Regions from separate parts of the Homo sapiens genome. Here regions 2 and 3 are each linked to region 1. Evidence: chromatin contacts called from ENCODE Hi-C data. All regions are on one chromosome and are shown on one strand. The core of a region is the stretch at or near the end of the contact, and the rest is flanking DNA. Distances in the headings are between cores, read along the strand shown. Region 1 has its middle 330 kb from the start of LINC01630. Region 2 holds the start of MRO (maestro). Region 3 has its middle 44 kb from the start of MEX3C.

The links. Hi-C counts contacts between places; a loop is a spot of excess contacts on that map. Pooled maps may share reads with other maps.
Region 2: a map of CD4-positive, alpha-beta memory T cell shows a loop between it and region 1 (16-fold over the local background). The contact joins the promoter of MRO here to the enhancer-like site in region 1. A Hi-C loop is called at or near these places in 2 of 168 maps with a recorded cell type or tissue (CD4-positive, alpha-beta memory T cell and naive thymus-derived CD4-positive, alpha-beta T cell) and 5 of 50 pooled maps.
Region 3: a map with no recorded cell type shows a loop between it and region 1 (9-fold over the local background). The contact joins two enhancer-like sites. A Hi-C loop is called at or near these places in 1 of 168 maps with a recorded cell type or tissue (GM12878), 8 of 37 single-sample maps with no recorded cell type and 3 of 50 pooled maps.

Annotation. Positions count from the first base shown.
Region 1 is chr18:51,723,288-51,727,928 of GRCh38, forward strand. No RefSeq gene overlaps it. Among named protein-coding and RNA genes, the nearest start is that of LINC01630, 330 kb to the left of the region's middle. Within about 2 kb of position 2,229, at least 2 of the 41 ENCODE cell types and tissues checked have a DNase peak (open chromatin) inside an H3K27ac peak, as active enhancers do; they include GM12878, where a contact is called at or near this core.
Region 2 is chr18:50,818,149-50,822,789 of GRCh38, forward strand. It overlaps MRO (maestro), which reads right to left and starts at 1,868. Exons shown (of 8, transcript NM_031939.6): 1 at 1,749-1,868; 2 at 1,433-1,554. RefSeq lists enhancers at 1,553-2,186, 2,023-2,072.
Region 3 is chr18:51,151,643-51,156,283 of GRCh38, forward strand. No RefSeq gene overlaps it. Among named protein-coding and RNA genes, the nearest start is that of MEX3C, 44 kb to the right of the region's middle. RefSeq lists enhancers at 160-319, 330-379, 2,564-2,693. Within about 2 kb of position 2,454, at least 9 of the 41 ENCODE cell types and tissues checked have a DNase peak (open chromatin) inside an H3K27ac peak, as active enhancers do; they include GM12878, where a contact is called at or near this core.

The sequences.
Region 1 (4,641 bases), core at 979-3,478:
CCCAACAAATTCCAAATGCTGGCAAAGATGGCGCTGGCCGTGTTTAGTCTTGTCAACATCTCTTTCCTGAGGCTTCTTTCTCCCTTCTTGATGTTCATTCTCACTTAAAATGAAGTCTATTAAATACCCTGGACAAATTTAGAGATTCACTACTTTATGCACTGGAAGAATAACAGTGAGAGATATGGCCCTGCTCTTTAGTTGCTAAAATGCTAATATCTGAGTATAGTTGAAAAATAGGAATAAAGATAGAGTTTTTAACTTTTCATTCTAAAATGAGATCAAAGCTAGGTAGAACAGTGGAGACTTCGGGTGGCTCCTTACCCTTCATTGTTCTATCGCAGTCTCACCTGAGTCTTCATTTAAACATTTAGTTTCCCTGTCCCTTTCCCTGAAGATTTTGGGATAAAGATCAACAATCTGTCTTTTTCTAAACCAGTGCTCCTACATGATTCTCAGGGTCTTTCAAATTCAAGAGACACTGGCCTAAAGGAGCTAAGTCTGAGTCTTAGCTCCTTTAGTAAAAGGATCTTAGAGATCATCACTTCCCCTCATTTTTCAGATCCATAATCTGGGGTACAGGGAGTGTCTGGGCCCTGCTAAAGTCATCCTACTCACTGATCGAGAAACTGTCTTGAGAACCTGGGTTTCCAAACTCCTGGCAAGGTATAGGGTGCTTTTTCTGCCACACCACCTGAAGATCGCCAAGATGGATGCATATACCTGGCGCCTTCGTGGAGATCAGAGGAGGACCAACAGCAACACATTAATCTGAGAGAACGTGCCTTTCCAGTAATATCCAACCGGTAGCTCATGTGATCACCCGGCACCTCAACAGTGTGCCATCCACCTCAGAGGGCTGGAGAGATGGCACCAACTAATCCTTCATGCCTGTTCCCAGAAAGAGATGGTGCTGGCCATGTTCAGTCTTGTCAAAATCTCTTTCCTGAGGCTTCTTTCTCCTCTCTTTATGTTTGCATCTGGGGAGTTAATCAAATAGATTGTGAATATTGGGAAAATATTGTATTTGATTTTACGTTCTGTATACAGCCAATGATAGGTCCTCAGAATATGGGGAAAATGATACAAAATTAGCTTTTTCTACTCTTTTGACTCAACTGAATTTTACTATGTGCTCTTTAAATCCAATATCTGTAAATTATTGCTGGGATATCTGGTATCTTTAATGAAGTCCATTTATTTTAAGGACATGTATAAAAATAAGGGAAAAAATCATTTACTGAGAGTATAAAAATCTGTTTAGGTGTTTTGAATATATTATATGTATTATATACTTGGTAGAATTATAAAGTAATAGGACTTTTTTTTTAAATGAACCCAAGTTTTCATCCCCTTCAAAGAAGTATTCCTGGAAATTAACCTGTGAGTCATATTAAAAAACCAAAAGAAAAACCTGCTTCATTTTTTATCCCAAACTCTATAATCTTAAATGATCATTCATACCACTACTCAAATTCCAGGTGACTTTTGAAAGGGGTTCCAAGAATCAAATTTGCCTGTGAACATACAGGTTTAAAATATTTAAATGCATGTGTTTCAGTTGTTGGGGAAATATAATTCTGCCAACACAAGACCCTTCTGAAACATAGAGAAGAGGGAGAAACCATTTATTACCTGGTGAGCATTATCAGATTTACACACACATCCAGCAGCATGGAAGTGACTATAAAGTCTGGACAGAATCGCACATAAATTTATACAGTAAAGTAGAAAAAAAGACAATTAAAATGTCTCATCTGTTTGACAGACAAATGAATATGCACCTTGTGATTGTCCCTATATGCCTCCCGTGTTAATTTTGGAGGCATGTATTTATAGTTCCAAGGGTCAGAAGGCTTGTGACCTGCTTTGTAAAATCAAAAGTTCTGTGGCCTCTTAGTTTTCAGAGACACTCTAAAGAGGAGAGCGCGAGAAGACATCCACATCCCTTATTAAAGAACGTTTTGTCACTTTACACTTACATGTGCCTTGAAGCCAATTCCCTAAGAAATGTTCCAGCAGTGATCTGAGACACATCTGTATGATTGGAAGCAGGATGTTACCTGCTAGGGTGACTATTTGGAACAAAACCCACTAATTTAGTTATCAAAGTCTCAGTATGTTTACTTAAAAAGTCAGTTCCAGTCCCAGTTTGTATGTGGGCAGAATTGCTAAATGTGAACGTTCATTTAAAAAGTCATTTTGCTGAGTCACTCATTCAGTGAAAACCCAAGGGAGTTAATTACACAGTGGGAGTAGAGGCCGTGAGGGCAGATGACTCGATTTGCTCACAGAAAGGAGATGGAAGTGAGGGCCCAGCTTGAGGAGCTGCCTGGGTAGTATTTTCTGAAAGACTAGCGGGAGTCCAGACACTTCCCAACTTGAAGGAAGTGCTACTCTTTTGTTTTAATGCTGTGACTTTGACTAACAGCTAAGCGGAAGCTGTGAGGTAAAGTGCCAAAGCTACAGGAAACAGGTAGAGGATTTGCCAACAAATAGAAATAATTAACATTTTCTTCTAAACAAGTAGTGATATGGGAGGCAACCTCATTGATGTTATGCTGGTTTGTTTTCCACTTTCTTTGATATACTCAGCTTTTTATTTTATTTTTTATCTTTTGAGACGGAGTCTTGCTCTGTCTCCCTAGGCTGAAGTGCAGTGGTGTAATCTCGTCTCACCGCAACCTCTGCCTCCCAGATTCAAGCAATTCTTCTGCCTCGGCCTCCTGAGTAGCTGGGACTAACAGGCGCCCACCACCATGCCCAACTAATTTTTGTATTTTTAGTAGAGACGGGGTTTCACCATATTGACCAGGCTGGTCTCGAACTCCTGACCTCAAGTGATCCACCAGCCCCGCCCTCCCAAAGTGCTGGGATTACAGGCATGAGCCACCACGCCCAGCCTACTCAGCTTTTTAGAGCAGCTCTATCCCATAAAATTTTCTGCGATGATGCAGATGTTCTGTATCTGTAGCTGTCTATATGTAGCCAGTGGTCACGTGTGACGATTGAGCACTTGAAATGTGGATCATGTGACTGAGAAACTCAAGATTTAATTGTGTTTAATTTTAATTAATATAAATGTAAATAGTTACAAGGGCCCAGCAGCTACCGTATTGGACAATACTTTGGAAAGAACCAAGTACTTCTATAGTTCCTGGAAAGTACTTATACTTTTTTTTATAAATTTTGCTCATTTATTTTTTTCTTCCACAGCCATATTGTTAACTGAAAACACATAAAGTACGAGTGTTACATTTTTTTTCTTTCTTGTTCCAAGTAACTTTTCCCTGTGTCTGCAGCGTTACAGGCCACTAAGGTCAATCTCATCCTCTAGGACAGGACTCAGTGGGAAGCGTGATTGCCTGGTAGTACTAGGCTTTTTCAGACTTGTTGGCACCCACCCTGATCAAGAGCTAGTAGAGCTGACATGTCTTAGCAACTTGGCAGACAGAGAAATCACCACTCACTTGGCTTTGGTCATTTCCCTTGTGTTCTCTATTTCTTTTCTGAGAAGACTCTGGGGAAGTGAGAAATTGCACTGCTCATGCTGTGGGCTCTGGCACAGAATTCTGGCTGTTGGGGCAGCAGATGTGCTGCGGGAGGTATCTTTCAAGGAACTGCATATGGGCCAATGTTGGAGGAGGAGGTATCTTTTTAGATAGGATTCTTTCCCTGCCACACAAATGCTGGCTCTTATCTCTATAATTCCCCTGTGAGATTTAATATCTCTTTCAACACACGACCATGTGTGTTGAATAAAGGTTGAATAAAGGCACAAAGCATAATTGCTTTCATTTCAAATCCTGCTGGCTTTATGTATATTCCTTAAACAAACTAGAAGGACACTCAGGGATGCTGTGACATTATTTCTTCATTTCACTAACACCTGTGCCGGAGACCCAGGGAGGGGAAGTGTCTTTTTGGGGGTCAGGGTTGCATGGCTGGTTCCTATAGAGACTGGATTTAGTCGATAAATTCTTGAAATTGGTTGAATTTGATTATATCGTCTCAATCATTAAAATATGATATATTTGATTTAGGGGTAGTATATTAATAATATTTATCCTAGTCTCCCCAAGAAATTGGGAAAGACCTTTGCTTTAATTTTTTTCAGGGCACCAATCCTGTAGTGAGCTCCTGCATGTACAAGCAATATGCTAGGGCTGTAACCTCTGCCTGGTGTCATTACCTTCATTAACATCAGAGTCTTGATAATAAAAACCCCAGGGCTAGGACTTCTGGCCCAATGTTGGGAAATAAATTCAGCAGCTATGACTTTAGTGACCCAGAGAGTCCACCCAGTCAAAGGTGACTGGTTATATTCAATGAAATTCCTGAACCAAAGGGAAAGCCTCTGTCCCACTGGAAACAGGCCCCCTCTCATGACTGTTCTCATTAGAACTGAATTGAGTTTCTCAGAGAATCCCACAGCCCTCTGCTAAAGAGAGACATGAGCCGTGGGAGCTACTTTTTTGGGTACTGATCCATCTGAATGCTGCCTCTGATCTCAGCAGAGCAGCTTGCTACCTACTACTTCTGTGAGTTTACTAGCCATCTTAGCCTGTGTTCTATTTGTGGTTTTATGGTTTAATCACCTAAGTCTATTCCATCTGAGTTCCTACTTCCTCTTTGCTTTTC
Region 2 (4,641 bases), core at 618-3,117, 910 kb before region 1:
AACGTAGTATACAGATTCCAAGATTTCTTAGGATGTTCTAACTCCTTCTCCAAGCCCTCTCACCCGTAAGACAGGCATTCTTTCCTAGGAGAATTACATTTTCTGGTGGGTTTCTATGGTCACCACATATGCCTAGCCTTGTATGACCAAGACCAGGAGGTCACCTGGCCATTTGGAAGCCAAAGACACAGCTCTGCTTATAGTTTTACTCATCTCTGCACACGTTCTTCAACGAATTCTTCTTCCTCTGGAACATACCCCTGAGTGAGCTATGTGCAGACCCCTTGGTTTTCACGAACCCCAAGACCCCGGCTGGGGCTTGTGTTCATTGCCAGGTTGTGCTCTACCTGATCTTACTGAAGATACATGGATTTGGGGTAACTTAGAAGACTGTTTTATGCTTTACACTGACTCCCATCTGCTTTTGCAAACTTGAATGATTCTGACTCAAAATATTAGATTTTTGGTCAATAATCCTTTTATTTATTGAAGCCAAAAGGTATATTATGAAGGCCAAAATTATAAAACACTTTGATTTTATCTCATCTGTAAAATGAGCAGAAGAAACTGTTAGATTGCTTAAAAATCCTTCCAACACTGAACTTATAAATGACAATAGTAGGCTGCGTGTGGTGGCTCATGCCTATAAATCCCAGCATTTTGGGAGGCTGAGGCAGGCAGATTGCTTGAGGTCAGGAGATCAAGACCAGCCTGAGCAACATGGTGAAACCCCGCCTCTACTAAAAATACAAAAATTAGCCAGACATGGTGGTGCACACCTGTAGTCCCAGCTACTCAGGAGGCTGAGGCAGAAGAATCACTTGAACCCAGGAGACAGAGGTTGCAGTGAGCCGAGATCGGGCCACCGCACCCCAGCTTGGGCAACACAACAAGACCCTGTCTCAAAAAAATGAAAAAAAAAATTAATATTAAAAAAATCGTCTTCATTTTAGAAAAGAAGAAACTGGGCTTAAAGTAATGTTGAACAATTAACTCAAAGTCAAATACTGGCAGAGCAGATTTTAGGACTCTGAAAGATATCCTTTCAGTCACTGTGCTATAAGCCTAGGTTCAGCTCCCAGGCAATGTCCTGTGAGCTGAACGAGGGAAGACAGACCGCATAGACATTTCAGTTTAAAGTGTCAATATCTTCCCTGAGTCCCTGCCATTCTATTATATTGCTGACAATAGAATGATCTATAACCCAACTATTGATCGATTAACATAGTTTGTGAAAAGCAAACAAAATCAGCTTCCTGGTCAACATTGCCCACTTCAGTTTTACAAAGAGAACATTACCAAATCCTACCCCCTAGAGGTCGAGCTCCCATACTGGTGACCAGAGTGACATTCCAGAAAGGTTTTGGGAACCCAAGTGCAGCCAGGACGCCTCCCGCTGCATCTGGCTGCCCCGGCCAACAGTGTCCCTTACCTGCGGCTCCTGCAGGCGGCTGCCACGTGATGAACCGGAGCCCGTTCCTGACTCGGGAGGGCTGCTTTCCCGGGTAGTAGCCAAATGTGATGACTCGGCTAAATTTTCCCAGCCCTGAATTCCTAACATACAAGAAGGGAAATTAGGAGGTGACGCAGGGTCTGTCCAGGATAACGGGTCGGCACAGAGTGTTGGAAAGTGAGAATCAAATAAGAGGGGAAAGTCAAAGTTTATAGAGTATTTGGGCAGGGGAGGGAATTGTTCTGGAATGAAACCGACAAGAATATTGTAGGGTGGCACAAGCATGACTTGCTACCTTTGCTTCCCCACGCCATGCTGAGGTGTTTTTCCTTCTCCTTGCTGTGATTTCCCCTCCTTCTTCCCTCATGCCAGCCTGGTCGACACTTTCTGCAGAAATTCTGCAGATGGCAATTCTGGGGACCTTTCCTCTGCACCAAACAAAACCTCCCTGCCAAGGCCCGTTCCCCATGCGGCCGCGAGATGGCGGCATGACTCAATGGACGGGTTCCAGGCGACCCCTGCACAAAGCCGCCGCCGTGGCTGCCTCCTTCCTTACATAATCCTGTTAGAGCGCATTTAATCTAAGGATGGGACACTGTGTTCCATGCCAAGCAGCCTCATCGTGGCTGATTGTTGCACCAACAACAAGAGCTTTAACCGTTGACGTCCCTTCCTGCTCAAGAAACACCGTATGTCCCGAAAGGAGCGATTTAAGCTCTCAAAATGATTTATTGGTAAAAAGCAAAGCAAAATTAAAACCGGGGAATTACAGCACCTGCAGAATTTAGGAGCCTCTCTCTCTCATCAGCCCTCCTTCCCTGACTCTCCAAACACGTGCATAAATCTATTTAACAATAATTAGTTATCGTCTCGCTCTGCATTGGGTCATAAAGGGAGAAAATATGTCCTGAAAGGAAAAAAGAACAGTTATATTTTCAAAGACAGAGGCACTTATTGTTATGCTAATAGATAACATTCAATTAAAACTTCTGTGTGCCAAATGTTGTGATAAATATTACATAGACTATCTCATTCAATTGTTACATCAAACCAAAGGTTAATACTCCTACTATAGTCTCCATTTTAAGGCTGGAGAAACTGAGGCACAGGGAGATTACCTTGACAAAGGTCATGCAGTTAATTTGTGGCAGTTAAAATTCAGCTACAGGCAGGCTAATGTAAGAGCTTGGACTCAGCCATGATGCTATGCACTGGACTGGTCTAGAAAACCCAGGAGATAAACAGAAAAATATAAACCAGAGAACTATGTCAGAGTGGAAGATGAAAGAAAAAGGCAGAAAGAAAATCGATGCTGCTGAGAAAATAAGAAGAATGAGGCTAAAACACCACCCTCTTCAGATTAAGTTACAAGGGAACCACTGTGACATTTGAGGACACAATTTCAATAGAGTGACAGAGAAAGGAAGCTAGACTGCAAAACTAAGGGGCTATGAGGAAAGAGGAAATTGAGATGTCTTGCTGCAAAAGGAAAGCAATAAATAGACTAGAAGAGACAGCAAGGTCAGGCAAAAGCATTTTGGTTTTCTTGTGTGCTTTTTGAAATGGAATAAAGCCTGGCCTTGTTTGAAAGTGGTTGCAAGGGAGCCCTAATATGTGGCTGGTGCCAAGTAGTGGTAATAGGAAGAGGTGGAGGGGGCATCAAGGGCACGAGGGAAAGGGTTAGCTCTGGAGGAGGAAGAAAGATGGCTGCCTCTGCCTGCAACTGGGAGGCAGCCACAGAGATGAAGATACATCAACACAAAACTGAGAGGAATGGGCGAGTTCAATTCTTCCAAATTAGCTTTAATCTTTTCAGTAAAACCAGAGTTAGGTTATCTGCCAAGAGCGAGAATGAGGTTTATACGGCCATAATCTATATACTGAACTAATCCATGTAGTGCTTAGAATGACCAAAAAGGTAATAAGATTATCCGAAGAACAGAGGAGACTGGAGAAAGGAAGCCCAAAGTATGATTGTAAAGATTCTCTGCAAAATCTCCTTTGTGAATCAGAACTGAAATTTACATCCCCTCCTCCCCATGAACAGAAACACAACAAACTATTAATAACCCCTTGTGTCTAAAGTTTCTTTGTATTCATGTTTTAAGATATTTGACAGAGAAATAGTATCTTCTCTACTGTTAAATAGGAGAACTAATATGCAGATAAATTTTCCTGTTTGACTTAAAACTACAAAGAACATCAGGGCCAGAACTGGAATTGATATCCAGGAGCCTTTCTGATACTTGCACTGTGCTGACCTCAGCTCTACTAAACACTTCTCATAAACGGCCTGGATGCAGCTAACTGCCCCTAGAGAATCCCAGACACAGCACAAACTTGGGAAGCATCAAAATCAACGCATGATGCCCACAAGAGTCTAAGATTCTCCTTATGTGGCCCTGGGTCACAGTACAGTTCTTTGGAAATTAGAGGGCAAGTTTGATAATTTGATTGCAACATATTTGCATATCTATAACATGATGTCCTTAAAAGAACACACCATAATTATTTAATGTAAGGATTTAATGACTCTATTTTCATTCTCAATTAACATTTCCTTATTGCCAGAAGTACACTGGGGCTGGCACAACTGGAAAAAGCAAAGAGGGTAATTATTTAGCCTGCATTACTGATGAAAAGGGCAACAGGCAAAGCTAAAGCAATCCACAATTCACCTTGTATGTGAATTACATGTGTATTACAATGTGTAATCAGGAAATTTATCTTTTTTAGTTTATTTTATTTTATTTTTGAGACAGGGTCTCACTCTGTCAGCCAGGCTGGAGTGCAGTGGGGGGAACTTGGCTCACTGCAACCTCCGCCTCCCAGGTTCAAGCGAATCTTACGCCTCAGCCTACCGAGTAGCGGGACTACAGGCGCCTGCCACCACACCCGGCTAATTTTTGTATTTTTGATAAAGACGGGGTTTCACCATGTTGGCCAGGCTGGTCTCCAACTCCTGACCTCAGGTGATCTGCCTGCCTCTGGGATTACAGGCATGAGCCACTGGGCCCTGCCAGGAAATTTATCTTAAAGAGAGAGATTTAAGTTTCCTCCCTCTCATCTTCTTTCAGGAAATACATCCCCCGCCCCCCGCCCCCCGCCCCCCAGCTAAGCTAAACTCTGTCTTGATTTTCACTTCTAAAAAGAAGTAAAATCAGCCACCTCCTTAGCCACAGGTTGGG
Region 3 (4,641 bases), core at 1,204-3,703, 570 kb before region 1:
AGGTGATGGTGAAAGTTTCCGTCCTCCCTGGAAACACCCCACCCACATGGTCCTGAGGTGTCTGGCTTTCAGAAAGTGACTCTCCCCAGTGCTTCATTTGCTCCGTTTGTTTCTAAATGTGTCTGGGTCTGTTTCCAGCCTTATTTTGTCTTCCTTTACCAACCACCTCCTTCCAAATAAGAAGATTCTCGCAGGTCCAGTCTCAGAGGGCAGAAAACCCAGATCTCTGGAGTTTCTGTCCCGAGAGGACCTGGCACCTGACTTCCTGACTCAACTGCTGGAGGGACGCGGAGGACTGTTGATTGGACTTGCTCCTTCGTCGTGTCCCCACACCGCGGGTGGCAGGACTAGAGCCTTGCCGCATTATGGGCTTCTTTATTGGCTGGCATAAATTTGGCCACTTCTGGCTGTATACCTCTTGCACAGCTGTGCTTCTTGTTTTGCTCCTGTGGTCAGTGTGGTTTCTGAGATGTCTGAGGAACAACCTGAGGAAAGCTGTGGCCCTCCTGACCATGACAGCCCAGACCTAATCACTGGGACCCCCCAATCCACTGGCAAGGAACAGTCAGTGAGCGCTTGAAGTGTCATACACTCCCCTGCCCCCAAGGCAGTGGAGCAGGTGAGGAGTCACTTTGTCACTCCCAGGGCGATGGCCTCACCTGTCTCCCGTGGCCTCCGGGGCTGTGTGGGCGTGTGTGGGTGTGTGTGTGCGCGCGTGTGTGTGTTGCTGGTAGTGAACATGCCCTCTGGTGGCCCCCGCAGACAGGCTTGCTGTTTCTTCCCTAGATGTTAGCCTCGCCTCTTATTTTTTATTTTTTTTTTTTTTACCTCTTCCGCGTCTGCTTAACCTCAGCTCCCAGTAAACACGCTAGGGACAACAGGCTTCCCTAGGGCCCCCTATCTTTGCTAGTCCTAAGCCCTGAAAGACCTCGCTTTAATTCTTCCAGCATGAGCCTTTGTTGTAGATAATTCTAGCTATCTGATTCAAACATGAGAGTAATGGTTTTTACATCGGAGTCAGGTACAAACCTCTGTTACACAAAGGAAACCAGAAATCGTATGATTCCCTAGGGATGACTGAAATTATTTTGTTTATCATATTACTTAAATAAGTACGAACATAATTTTTTATTTTTATTTTTTGAGAAGGTGTCTTGCTTTGTCGCCCAGGCTGGAGTGCAGTGGCGCGATCTCGGCTCACCGCAAACTGCGCCTCCTGGGTTCACGCCATTCTCCTGCCTCAGCCTCCCCAGTAGCTGGGATTACAGGCATGCACCCCAATGCCTGGCTAATTGTTTATATTTTTAGTAGAGACGGTGTTTCACCGTATTAGCCAGGATGGTCTCGATTTCCTGACCTCGTGATCCGCCCGCCTTGGCCTCCCAAAGTGCTGGGATTACAGGTGTGAGCCACCGCACCCAGCCATAAAATTATTTAACTTCTATATATTTTAATGGCTCTTAAGTAATTCTAAAACCAAAATCAGTGTACAAAGAAAACACCAAAAGTTCCTGAAAAACCACCCGAACTTGTTAGCACATTAATGTGACTTGCTATGTTGTTTTTCTGAACTCAAACACCATGAATGCTGCACTCAGTGATACCCAGGCTGTGTGGTCTGATGATGGGGCTCTTCCAAATCTTGCCTCTATTGGAAAAATTGCAACATTTCACTATACAGAACACTATTGTGGCGTTTACAAATGAAATCCTCTGCTCCGTCCTATAAAATTACTACTATTTGGCTCTGAGATCTCTAGACATACTTAGTTGTGAGAGTTGTGAGATGATCATCTGATGTCAGATGTGTTTACATTAATTTTTAAGACTTTAATTCAAATGAAAACTAAAAGTCTTGTAGAGAGGACCTACTGAATGTGTCTGGTATGAGTCTCAGGGTGTTTGGAAACTCCAGATCTAAAATTCTTGGATTTGAGACCCTGGTATTTCACTTAAGAAGCTCTTTACCTGCCTCTCCCTAGGCCTGGGTTTGACTCCAGCCACTCCCAATGCCCTGTGGGGCTGAGGTCCCCCAGACAGGCGCTGGGGACCTGGCTTGTTTTTGTTTTGCTTCTCCTGGGCAAGGCAGGTGCACACTACATGCTCAGTGCGAACTGAAACACAAAGTGCTGGGTGGCCGCTCAGCGGACGGTACTCCCTGCTCCCCTGTGGCTCCTCAACTCAGTCTGTGAAGGGTCCCCATGCCCCCAGGCCAGGGCTGGCCGAGGGGGGCTGGCCTGCTACCCAACTGATCCTGGTGGGGGGACCAGCTGCTCACCATGCCTCCACCAGAGGAAAAAATAGCAGTTCAGTCTTTGGAAAAAACTAGCGACTCACACGACCAGAATAGCAACTGAAGACGCTCTAAAAAACAGAAACACCTGCTTCAGAATTATGGCAGGAAATGAGATTTCAGAAATGCCACAAGAAGCTGGTGTCGCAGCTGCCCCTACCTCGTATTCCCCCAGCCTTCGCCCGCCAGCTGGGGCTGCCCACAGGGAAAGCCCCTTGGCCCACTGCCTGTGGTAGCCGCTGGATAGGGCCTGGCATGTGGGGTCAGGGCCCAGTGCCGCCTGCCTGGGGCTGTCTAGCAGCTGCCCCTGCCATGCTGGCTGCGGGCGAGACTCCACACTCCTGTGTCTGAGCCTCTTGAGTGGTAACAGAAACTCAGGGTGGACTAGTCACGGAGGAAAGGGGGATATGTGGTCTCCTGCGAGCCCCCTGGACTGAGCCTTCCTTAGGCAAACTGTGCAGCTGTTGGCTGAGCCTCTGGATTGATGAAATCTCTTGAGGGACTCCACAGGGCTTTCAAGGGAAGTGGAGGGGTGATGTGTTCAGTCTGGAGCAGGGGTCTCCAAAGTGGAGTACATACATCCCAGAGGGCTTAAGGAAAGAAAAATAATAGTGCATCTACTCAGATTAACATTTTGCTTCCAACATGAAAGAAAAAGCTGTGCAATGTTAGTAATTTTGAACGTTGAGGGACTCACGTGCCTTAGACGGCTGTGTAGGAGGAGTACTTTGTGGGAGGAAGAGCGGGGATTTCATCAAATTGCAACTTACATAGTGCCCACCAAAGGGAATTTAGATATTCTATTATCTATTTTTAAGTCAACTAAGGCTCCCAAAAAGGATAAGTGGCTTTAAAACAATGTTGAAAAGAAATCTTGGACTGAAGATAACACTAATATGAAATCATACCACGCAGCCCCCACATGGCAGAGCTGACCCTCCCTCCTCTGCCCCCAGCCACGTTATGAAATGAAAACAGCAGCACTTTCCTCAGACCTTGAAGAGTTGGCTGAAATTGCAATCATCCAGAAGACTATTTGAAATACGGCTTTACATCCATAATCATTCTGGTTGGATGTTGTCTGAAGTGCGTATTGTGCCAAGAGAGGGTAATAAGACATTTAAAATATTTTTAATTTCACCTTTATCTCATCCTTTTTACTCTTCTTTTTTGGATGTTAAAAAATAATAGCATGATAGTGCAATGTCACACGGAAGTATGCAGAAGTAATTTATAAAATTAAATAATCAGAATGTTTGGGTACATGAACAACTTTTTGTCCTGTGGTCAGGGCAGGCAATACAAAAACTCAGGGACCCCTGATCCAGCCAAGTGGATCTCAGGCCCACCCACAAAGTTTCTGATCCATTGGGCCTGGAATGGAACAGAGAATTTGCCTTTCTTTTTTTTTTTTTTCTTTCTTTCCAGTTAACCATTATTTCCTTCATTTTGTTTTCATTATAGCACGTTTGCTTATTTTACAGCAAGCAGAAAATAAGCTGGGTCTTGTTTTGATCCAAACATTGATGTTTTAAAAGCTGTACACAATATTTCCTAAAAAGAATACATAAAAGTACCTTTTTAGAAGCTTCTATAAGAAAGAAAATACGAAGTTTAACCCCACAATTTTCCTCTTTGCTACAAGTTCAAACTATTGCTACAGTTTTAAATAGACTTTTTGTTGTTTAACCAGACATCCAGGACAATCTTAAAAAATTATAGAAACGTGCACGTAAATGATGCATAGCAGAACTTGGACATTAACTGCAAATGGTAAAGAAATGAAAGTTAGAAACACTATCAAATATACAAAGGTTCTAGAATCAATCCTTTATAAACACATTCCACAAACAATATTTAAAAGCCATGTTTTTGTTCTTTACAGGCAAAACCTAGATTACTAAAACCAAAATGGAAAAAAGTAATCCTTTCAAAGGAATTGTTTCCCTAAGATAATTCGTACTTAAATATGTAAGCAAGCATGTCAGATTTTAAAAGATGCTAGCTTTCTATTCTGAAATGAGATTGGACATGTCAAGTCACTTTTGCCCCCAAAACAATCTTTCAGAGAAATGCTTTAAATTATAAATGATATATTGAATGAAGGGTATAATAAATGAAGCGTATTACTCCATTTTTAGTCAGGCATTACATTGATAACCAAAAACTCAGAGATGTGACTTGCTGAAAGTTGACTAATTCTTTTTCCAAAATTACTTTGAATTTCATGGAACAACAGAATCATCTAGAATGAAGTGCTGTCTTTCATCTTAGCTCACATTAAATAAACTGAGGCGTGAAGAGCAAGCCTCCCTCATAAAGAGGTAGGCAAATTTGTCTACAAACGC